Regions from separate parts of the Homo sapiens genome. Here region 1 is linked to region 2. The links are chromatin loops, found by intact Hi-C in ENCODE. Cell type or tissue: GM12878. All regions are shown on one strand. Links, peaks and the distances in the headings refer to the core of each region. The heading gives the core; the rest is flanking DNA.

Region 1 (5,384 bases), core at 128-5,127, 290 kb after region 2:
TGTGTGTTTGCAGAGTTCTATTACACAACACATACTCAGAGAGAGACCATTTTCACTCATAATACATTTCTGCAATCTATGTGATTTATTTTTCCAAGGAAGACATGTTTAATTACATATTGTATTCTTAAGTAAGAAACTTGTACAAAATAAATTACAGGCATGCCCACAGTAACAGGTGAAAAAATAAAGCTGTGAATATATACCCTAGGACTCCTAGATATAATAAAATTATCCCTCAAGACAAATAAGAAATATCAAATACTGCAATTGTAGCTACCTAAGGGACTGAAGCATATATAGCACATAAGACTACACTATGATATTTTACCTAAAATTAATATGTAGGCTATAACAAACAGTAAATTGCTCATTAACAACAATCATATTTATATCCTAAGGATTTAGAAATATTTATTTGGGTAATTTGGAATGCTTAGGTCTTTCAAAGAAAGCTGTCCAAAGAAAATCGAATGGGTGTCTTTTCTTGTAATCAATTTACTTGTAGTGAGAAAGTATTCAAATTCATTATATTTTCTCAGGATATTCTCAGGCAGGTACATCAATATGTTTTTATAATTGTTACCCATTGAAAAATACTTTTTTAAAAATAAGGACTATTCCAACATTTTCCCATCTTTGTCTTTCTTGCTTTAGTTAAAGCTGGTAACAAATTAAATAAAGACCATTAAGAAAAAATGAGTTTCACTCACTTAACATTTTCTTGACACTAGTCAGAGAAGAATATTCTCATTTAGACAGAAATTTTTGAAATTCTTTTTTAATATAGACAGTTTAAAAAATTACTTTAAACCATCTCAGATCTTATAAGGGAATTTCAGAATGGCAAATCTAAGTCACCTTTAGTTGAACAAGAGAGACATAGCAATTTAGGGTTTCATTTAAAAAGAGCTCGGAAAAGATCAGTGTTGAGGATAAAAGATGCATTCATCAGGATTCAACCCTTTGTAGCAATCTGGCTTCAATGTCAGAGCCCTTTATTCAGCATTCTTTCTCCTTTGCACTTTTTGTGTACCAATCAAAAGAACTCATGGATGAGACAGTAAAATGAGTACAACCACTTGAGGAAGCTGGCAGTATCTTCTGATACCGAGCTTATACATATTTTATGACCCAACAATTCCACTTTTATCTGCACACTTGACTCAGATAAATACATCTATTCACCTAGACATGTCCTAGCATGCTCATAGAAGCACCATTTCTAATAGCCAGAAATACCCAAATTCCATCAAGAGTAAAATTGATAAATAATGTATATTTACACATTATACACAAATGAGAATGAATGTTAACAGCAACCACATGCAGTATGATGGCTCTCATTAACATAATGTTGAGTGAAAGAAGCTAGAAACAAAAGAGTACATAATGTATGATGTAAGTTATATGACCAAAACATGAGCCAAAGTACCAAAGCACCCTATGCTGTTAGAAGTCAATGTCATGATTACCCTCAGTGGAGAGAGGAATGAGGAGCCAGAATAGATTGTGAGGGGGCTTATGTGGTGCCGGTAATGTTCTTCTTCTTGATCTAAGTGCTGGTGACACAGATGTGTTCAGTAGCTAAAAGTTTATTGATTTTAAGTGATGATATTTTTACTTTTCTGAAAGTATATTCTAATTTGATAGTGTTTAAAAGAGGATCCAGGAATTCAAAAGCACCTTTCTACTGCCACAAAGAATCACATCCCTTGAAAGATGTTAAGGACTGAGCATGGTGTCTCACGCTTGTAATTCCAATGTTTTGAGGTGCTGAGGCAGGAGGATGACTTGAGCCCAGGAGTTCAAGACAAGCTTGGGAAACATAGAGAGACTCTGTCTCCATTAAAAAAAAATGTATATATATATAATATTAGCCAGGTGTGGTAGCACATGCTTGTTAATCCCAGCTTCCAAGCTACTTGGGAGGCTATAGCAGGAGTCCAAGAGTTCCAGCCTGGGTGACAGAGACAGAGTGAGACCCTGTCTCAAAAAAAAAAAAAATGTTAAGGTTCCCTGAGTATCCCAGTGAGTGCCAGATTGAAATATTATTCAAACAAGGCATAAATCAGCCAAACATTCAATCCAGCTGAGTTGAGGATTTTGGTTTTTGTTTCTGTTGGGTATTTATAAGTAAAGACTATCAGAAAACTGGAAATGAAAGTTAGTTAGTATCTCAGACTACACTCTGCACCAAGTAGTTTGCTTAAGAATCGACTTCAAAACAGCTCACATGAAGCACTTAGGATATACCACTCCAATTTTTTTATCAGAACTAATATTTATGAATTAGAAACTGATGGAGAATTAAACTTCATGGAGAATTTCAAAAGGTCAAGAACATGACAGCTTGTCTTCCTCTGGAAATTTGCTGCGGCTTCATCACCATGAAAATATGTTTCTCCACCCTCCCCATCACTTCCCCTAAATTGTTTTTCTTTAACAAGTCAAATATGTAGAAAAAAACATTTTTATCAACTCTTCTGCCATTGTGACATTGTTGTAAACTATATTTCCCAAGATTCAAACACAAACATAATGTAATAATAACAGCTGGACACTTGGAAGATGTTAGCAAGTGACCATGCAGATACTTTAAATCTGGACTCTCTTTGGATTCTAGAGAGCATGTTTCTAAGATCACGTTGTCTTCTTCAGGAGTCAACCATACAATCACTTTCCTCAGGAAGTTCCATAGGACAAGATATAGAACAACACACAAATAAATATTCAAAGAAGAGAATGTTTTGATGTGTCTGGTTCCTCTGACTCAAAAAAAAAAAAAGGTCTCTTTTAAGGACTCAGACAGGGACAAGGGCTCCCTTCCTTCTTCATGGGAACAGATGCAAAAGATCTCTTCTGACTGGCCCCTTCTCTTTAAATCTTCTTTTTTCATTTATTTCTAAAGTATCCAAAGGCACAGGACAGGCTGCTGCTACACATCATTATTTGCAGTCCTTTGAATGTCTTCAGCAAATGACCTCACTACCTCCTAGAAGGACATGAGTCAGACCTTAGCATGAAAACAAACATACACCTAAACCATGTCACACTCTTGAGAACATATTCCTCTTAGCTTCACAGATGCTGAGAGTGTTAAGATTTGAGCACAGTACATAAGTCATTTGAATTAAAGCCTTCTTCATACAATCAAATTAAGAGACTTGGCTAAGGGCACACAGCTAATTAGAGCTTAAGCTAAGACTAGAATCCTAGATTGCTAATTCCTAGTCTAATGCTTATTTGTGCTATATCAAGAGGCCTTTAAGTCATGAGAAATTACATAAATGAATGACAATCTACTTTTGTGGGTTATGCATTGCTACTCAAGCGGAGCCAAGAGCTGTAAGCCACAGAGTAAAATAAAACTCTGTATGAACTGGACATTCTTCAGGAGATATGTGATGTGCCAGAGATTCCTGACATCTCCACCTACTTGCACAGCTGTTGTTACACATGATGAACACCAAGGAGATAATATAAGGAAAGGAAAACAAGGCACGCACATCTGCATGTGCATGCACACACCTCCTCTCCCTTGCCCTACTGTAATCCATCTGATGAGCTACCTATATCCTAAGAACATAGGTCAAGAAAGATATGCAACAGCATCCCAGTTTTACGAGGGAGAACGGAAAGAATCAAGTCCACCAGAGATGGACTTTTTCAGGGACCTTAAGAATCAGTAAGAAAAGAAAGGAATTTTCATTCATTCCTTCTTTCACTCAGCACATTTGTATCTTATTCCTGCCATGTCCAGGTATGGTGCTAGTCAGTGAGGATACACAGATAAAACATACAAGTCCCTGCCTTCAGGATGCTAACAGTTAATTGGGCAGGCAACAATTGCCAAGCTGTGTGGGAAGTGCCATGGTGGAACGTGGCAGCTGAGAGAAAAGATTTACAAAGGGTGGAGGCTGGGGGATGCAGAGAAGCAGAAGGGAGAAGAGGATACAGGAAAAAGTTAATGCTAAGAAGGTCTTCCCAAGAGTGAATAGTAAAAATATTAGAAATTACATCATTTTCTTCTCTAAGAGACATTCTCACATACTCAATAGTTCGGTGGTTCTCAAAGTGTGGTCCCAAGGCTAGATGTGTCAGCATCACCTGAGAACTTGTTGGAAACAGAAATGGTCTGACCATATCCCAGAACTACTGAATCAGAAACTCTTAGGATGGGGCCCAGCACTCTGTTGTAACAAGCCCCCAGGTAATTCTAATGCGCTCTAAAGTTGGAGAACCATTATACTAGATAAATCAAAGCAAACTCGAGGGGAATGAAAGCCCATATGTCCAAGCAGTTAAGAGCAGGCCTGAGGGCAATGATTCTAGTGTGGTAATGTTTCATGTAAATGCACCAAAATGGGAAGTAATCTTTTGTCAGATATGACCTAATTTATATTTCAGAAAATATGGTTCTCTGTTTTTGAAGGCCTATGGACCCCTGTGTTTCCTAAGATCTACCATACAAATGACTGATATTCCTGAAGTAAAAGCTTTGTAATTTAACCTGGAGTCAAGAGTCTTGGATGGAGATCAACACAGATCTTCAGAAGGCACAAGAAGGTCCCATAGGACACACTACAGAATCTAGCGATGGGACTCACAGGGACTGTACCATTTACATTTTCCCTAGGGCTACATAGTCCCTGATTTTCAGTGTCTGCTTCTTTCTTTATGGCTTCCCCCATAGAAGGGTTTTCTACTTCCACTTATCATAGTTTGCCACATGACCCTTCTTGGCCTCAACTCTATAAGATATTAGAGTTCCCATATCTGGAAGTGTGTCTAGCATCATACTCTAAGTGTCTTAGACTTAAAGCTTCTTAGTTTAAATTCTTAAAAGAGAGAATGTGATCGTCCCAATGGTTCATTTAGCTGTGGCCTCCGGTATTAACAAAGCAGAAACAGCAGCAGACCGGAGGCTGAGTATTGACGTTAGAAGAGGTTATGGAACTGGCAAGGAGACAACGTTCAGAAAACCTAACACAGTAGAAATTATCCATTTGGCCCCTGAGAGTTCCATCTAACTTCACGAGTCTCTGGAACAACAGTGTATCCTTTATTTCTGTAAATTCCAAACAAATGGTAGGAAATTCATAGAAAAATGCAACAGCTTGTAAAATATGTTGATTACATATTTTAAAACCTTAATTATACATGCACCCTTCACTCTAGAAATTTAAATCCTAGGGTTTTATCTTAAGAGAAAATTTGGGATGTGCCCAATAAGAAATAAGGAAAAGGAATTCTTGTCACGGTATTGTTTTTCATAGCAAACTTTTTTTACAAAAAGAAATGATCTAAATATCTAGAAATTGGGATTTTTATCAATGGAAGTCATTTTTACTTTTTTTGTTTTTACAAAAAAAATTCATCAT
Region 2 (5,384 bases), core at 303-5,302:
CAGCCTCCACTTTCTGTGCTGAATGTACCAGAGTTTACAGCCAGCCAAGAAGTAAGAGGTGGACATGCTCCTTGATGAGTGGTTTCAGGCAACAGCCTGCAGCACCAAGTCTTCTGAAAAACCTCCCAGGTCTGAAAACGACTATGAGAAGAGTGAAAAAAAAAAAGTGTGTTGGGGCTGCTTCTAGCCAGATCCTATTCAGAGTTCCACAGCTGAACTTCCCTTTGGACTGTGTTTAGAGTTCCTAAACAAAATAGATGGGAGATGTATCCCACTGAGGAGCAAAACAGACAAAGCCATTACCCCTCTAAGTAAGCACAGCCCTGAGCCAGGAACAAAAATTGGCCCAGTGTGTGGGAACGTGGGCCTGCCAGGCCTATCTAGAATCCACTCCCAGGCAGTGGCAGTAAGGAACATGCTGGGAAATGTTATGCTACCCCTCCCCAACCAAGCTTTCTACTCAAAGGTTAAGGAACCACCCTCATTTCCTTGAATTAGCCACTGTGAATTGTTAAATGTGAGTCTAACCAAATCTTTTTCAGGTTACTTATATTTTTACAGAGGCCTGGGATTTGGTATTCTATAGGCACTACTTCCTGGATTGTAATGGGATTTTAGACTGACAACCCTATACCACAAATATACATCAGTTCTTGAGAGCAGACAAAGGGAACCATGCCTTACTTTAATCTTTCCTAAGTATGGATTGTTGGCCATCTATAAAAGAATCCCCCAGATTCTTGTTAAAAAATACTGGTTCACAGGTCACATATCAGACCAGTAAAATCAGAAATGTGTTAGGGTGGACATTGGGATTCTGCATTTTTAACAAAACTGCCAAGTAATTTGTATTTTCATTAATATTGAAAACATGGTCAGTTGGCTTAACAGTCAAAATCAACTTTGCAAAAAAGTCCAATCATACCCACATGCATTAATTATTGTTACGTACTTTGTCTTGGCAATGATACAACAAGACAGAGGGAGAGAGAGAGAGACAGATAAATGGACAAATGCAGAAAAGGATAGAAAAACTGAAATGAGGCAGAAAAGAAAGTGAAAAGGAGCTATACTACTATCCTTTGCAACCCATTACACAAACTGGGAAGCCTAAAACAACAGAAATGCATTCTCTCTCAGTTCTGGAGGCAGAAGCCCACCATCAAGCTGTCAGCAAAGCTATGCTTCTTCCAAAAGCTCTAGGGCAGAATCCTCTCCTTGCTTCTTCAAGTTTCTGATTGATCTTGACAATCCTTGATTTCTGGCCTCATCACTGTCCTCTCTGCCTCTGCAGTCCCATTGCCTCCTCCTCTTCCATGTATGTCTCCTATGCACCTGTACCCTAAAAGATACATGTGATTGAATAGCCCAGGATAAGCTCCCTCTCCCAGGATCCTTAATTTAATGACATCTGCAAAGACCATTTTGCCAAATAAGGTCACATTCACAGGTTCCAGGAATTAAGACATAAAACACAGACACAGCTTTCTGTGGCTACCATTAAGCCCACTATAGAATCAAAGAGGGGAAGGAAGTGAGAAACACGGAAGAGAAGAAAACAGCAGCTTCTTTGCCTTGGGCACATTTAGCCCTCTTAGCCAGGAAGGCTGAAGTGTTTTGGATTGAAGGTGAGACCTCGTGTCAAAAGAGATTGAAATTTAAATAAATAGAAAAGATATCTCTATGCCCTGTGTTGTTTTAGGCATGCTTCAGTGTTCTACACAACACTGAGGAAGTCTGCCTCTTGTTGATGTCAATAATAATTTAGCGAAAGGAAAATTACAAGCTGAAAAGGGTAAGTACAGCTAACCAGATGCAATGCTATTAGCCTGAGTAAGAAGAGTTCTGGAAATGTGACGTTAACAAAACATCTGTTAGTGTATCAATCATCTCCCTCATCTTTGGAGACACCTGGGGGAGGGGGTACCTAAAATGAAAACTTCAATCTCTTATACATGCCAAATCCTCTAGGCTTGGGAAACTTACTTCACACTAAAGCACGCTAAAGTCATGCACGCCAAGCAATAAAATCTCATTGTGCAAATCGTATGTTCTGTTTGCAATAAGAGACAGTAACACTTGGCTTAAATTATTTTTTGGGTAGGGTAAATGGCTTCAGAAGTATAGGAAAGCACAATCAATTCATGTGTAAGACATAAAGAACTTTAGAAAGTGCAACTCAAATAATCTAATTCCAACCTTGCTAATGCACAGGAAGTCACTTTAGCACACAAATGGAAGGTCATCACTGTCAGCACATTGTCACATGCGACTCACTCATACTGAAGTGTGCATAGTCTAAGATATAATTCTTCAGAATTCTGCCCCTTCACATTTTAAAAACTCACATGATGGGATTTCCTATGTATGTGATATTAGACCACAATTTGGACTTCACTAACGCATGTAAAGGGAGAGAGAATCCTGTGCCCAAGGGATCATGTTGAGATTGTGAAATATCTCCCAGAACTTTCTGGAAACTTAGAGATCCTGGGCCCTTACGTGGAATTCTCCATGCCTGAACGTTAGACACTGGCAAATCCTGCTCATGGCTCACTTCTTCCTCTGTCAAGAGGGCAGTGAGAGGGAACTGAAGCTAGCAAAGCCAATCTTGAGGTGTTAGTCTCACACTAACCAGTATTATTGGGAAGAACTTTTTCATTTTTTAAATGTAACGTGTCCACCTAAGGACAGGGTCTTCCTGCTAATGATATGAGTAACAACTCTTTGAAAACAAGTGATATCTCGTTCTTCTCAAGTTATTTCATTTCACTTCCCAACTTTAAGGAGTACATAGCAACCCCTATCTTACAGAGAACAAAACTGAAACTTACAGAAGTGAAGCCCCTTGCCTAAATGCACAGTTAAGAGGGGAGAGCGAGGTTTCATTTCCAATCTATCTGATACCAGGCCCAGGCCCCTTGCCTGTACAGCCTCTCCTCTTTGACCCCCACTGAAGTGATTTCTTCCTGGGCCCAAGTATCACTTTGAATGTTCCTCATTTTCTGGTGTTGCTGGCAGAGGTGTGGTATGATATGCTCATCTGCCTTGACTAATTTTTTCTTTTCAGCTTCTTTGATGTAGATTCAAATTTCAAATCTGTGAAACCTACAGAAGGTAGTATGAAATCATAAGCATCTTTTGCTTCCTTCCTCTCTTAGGTTTATAGAACAGATCTCTAAATTTTCATCAGCTTTTTTTCTACAAATTCTCTCTCTTCCGAGAAGTAGCATAAATCCTGGGGAAACTGATCGTTGTACCTTTGTAGTGAGTCATCTAAGCCACAGCAACTTTGTCTGGAAGTTCCATTTCCTTGCAGCATCACACTACTTTTTGAAAAAACATAAATATAGGTTTGGCCTTGGGGACTTCCATCTCTCAGCCTTCTACTCATTTCTCAACACCCAGCACCTTGAGGCTCAGGTTATTATAGAGAAATCATCCCCTGCCAATGTACTTTATGAGCTCAATTTTTTTCCAAGCTTCACCTACACGTTGCTGCATTCTGTAGCTAGCTTCCTGATAAAAATTATTCCTCTGCTAATACTGCCATAATTTATTGTCCCTCCCCAACATAAGTTTTACAAAATCACCTCTGAATGTGGAATTTTAAATACAGAGGCAAGCTAACAAAACAGAAAATTTTGACAAAATTGTCCTAAAATCATGAAATTTTAGAGCTCAGAACTTTAGAAACCATCCAAGTGAAATTTGCCTAAAATTTTTGAAAATTTAAAATTAAATTAAATTTTAAAAAAAGAACTTTAGAAACCAGCGCTTTTACCTCTCCCTATAGCCTTTGTTTTATGGTTAGGAAATTAAAGCCCACAATGGGAAAATTTATCTGGAACCAGCCAGAATGCAATCTGGGTCTCCTAGTCAATGACTTTCAATGAACAGGTAATCTTGCAAATTCATCCTACATTATGCCAAATCTATAGCTGTTGATTCTCACCTTCAATCTGCCACCTTTGGTAAGTATTCAGGAATATAGATCAAGTCATTTAAATTGGCTTAGCTCAGGCTCTGCTCATGGACCAGGCTCAGCCAGACAGCACATTGTTTTATTTGGTCTGTGTTAATGCCCCACAGCTAGTGAGATGGTTTTCATCTGTCATCTCTCTGTTGACAGACACACTCTCCCCTTGCTGGGCTTCTTGCTACCTGAACCTCAAATGTTCCCCCAAAGTCTTTTACAAGACTTCCCCAGAAAGTGATGAATGCTGCAAAAAGGGAAAACCCAAGTCAGTGAGGAGGGGAAATTGGCAAGAATTTAGAGTTAGAATGAGTGACTGGAAAAGAGAACTCTGGAAGTAAACAGGGGTGAAGCATAGGCAGGTAAAAGAGAAAACCAAAGAGATGGTGCAAACGTACCTAGATTCTGCTATTCCAGTGAGCAATGGAGAGGCCTAATGATGTTAACAGGGAAGGAGCTATGCCTATCCAGGCTGAGGGAGGAAGGAGGCATGCTGGACACCTGCAGCACTGCTGGTTTGGGTTAGAAGAACCTAGCAGAGCACTTTCTCCACAGTTGTTATCCCTGCCTCTCTCTCTTATCCACTTCCCATCCATAATTGACAGTTAAATAAAGAAACGCTCCATTTAGATAACACTTTCTCCCTTTTTACAGGACTCAACAGGGAGCAGTCGGCTATTTAAACATACTTTCCATAGTTGGTCATTTGAACACACTGTGTGGAAAGGAAATGACTGTCATGCCAAGGGAAGGAGAAGGGATCATCACTTTTAATAATTTCCCCGACTTTCTTCCCCTGAGAGTTTGCTCAATTCCTGAACTAATGGACACTCGTAAATTGGGAAAGAAGAAGTTATTAAGAAAACCCGATGAACATCCAACCACACTAAATTCTCCACTCTAGTTGCCTTACACAACCCAACTTTTTCCTCCTTTACATAAGAACAGGAGAGCAAAAGTTGTATTTAATGAAGAAAACTAAATTTGAAAGATGACTTAGGTTAAAAATGTATTCCAATCTCTTTTATATTTCTCACATAATTTATTACCCACATTAATGTAATTATGTACTGTTGAAATCAAGCCAAAAAAAACAAAAGTTAGCATAATATGTCAAAAGGTTACTGCAGGTCCATAAAAGATGCTAGTAGTTTCAATACAAAAATTGGTTAAATAATCTAGTGTTTAATTTGAAGCTGCCTTTAACACAGTTTGAAGAATTTTTGTTTTATGAAAGCTACACAAAGTCCTAACAACCATCTGAAATTTTTTCAATGTCTCCTATTGCAACTAAATTGCTACTTCTGGCAGGGTATAATGGCTCACACCTGTAATCTCAGCATTTTGGGAGGCCAAGGCACTAAAATCACTTGAACCCAGGAGGCAGAGGTTGCAGCGAGCCAAGATG

The links. Peaks named below come from ENCODE experiments on the same cell type or tissue, not always from the same donor. Only the 100,000 strongest peaks of a DNase experiment are listed, where the experiment ranks them.
Region 1: it touches region 2 in a loop (2.3-fold over the local background); 1 of 110 quality-filtered maps calls a loop at or near these places.

What each region holds. Positions count from the first base shown.
Region 1 is chr5:40,567,596-40,572,979 of GRCh38, forward strand. No RefSeq gene overlaps it. Among named protein-coding and RNA genes, the nearest start is that of PTGER4, 110 kb to the right of the region's middle. RefSeq lists an enhancer at 3,356-3,585. In GM12878, for the core only: no CTCF peak of the experiment used is centred there; a DNase peak (open chromatin) is centred at 3,176.
Region 2 is chr5:40,274,377-40,279,760 of GRCh38, forward strand. No RefSeq gene overlaps it. Among named protein-coding and RNA genes, the nearest start is that of LINC00604, 37 kb to the left of the region's middle. In GM12878, for the core only: no CTCF peak of the experiment used is centred there; DNase peaks (open chromatin) are centred at 2,935 and 3,395; H3K27me3 peaks cover 196 bases.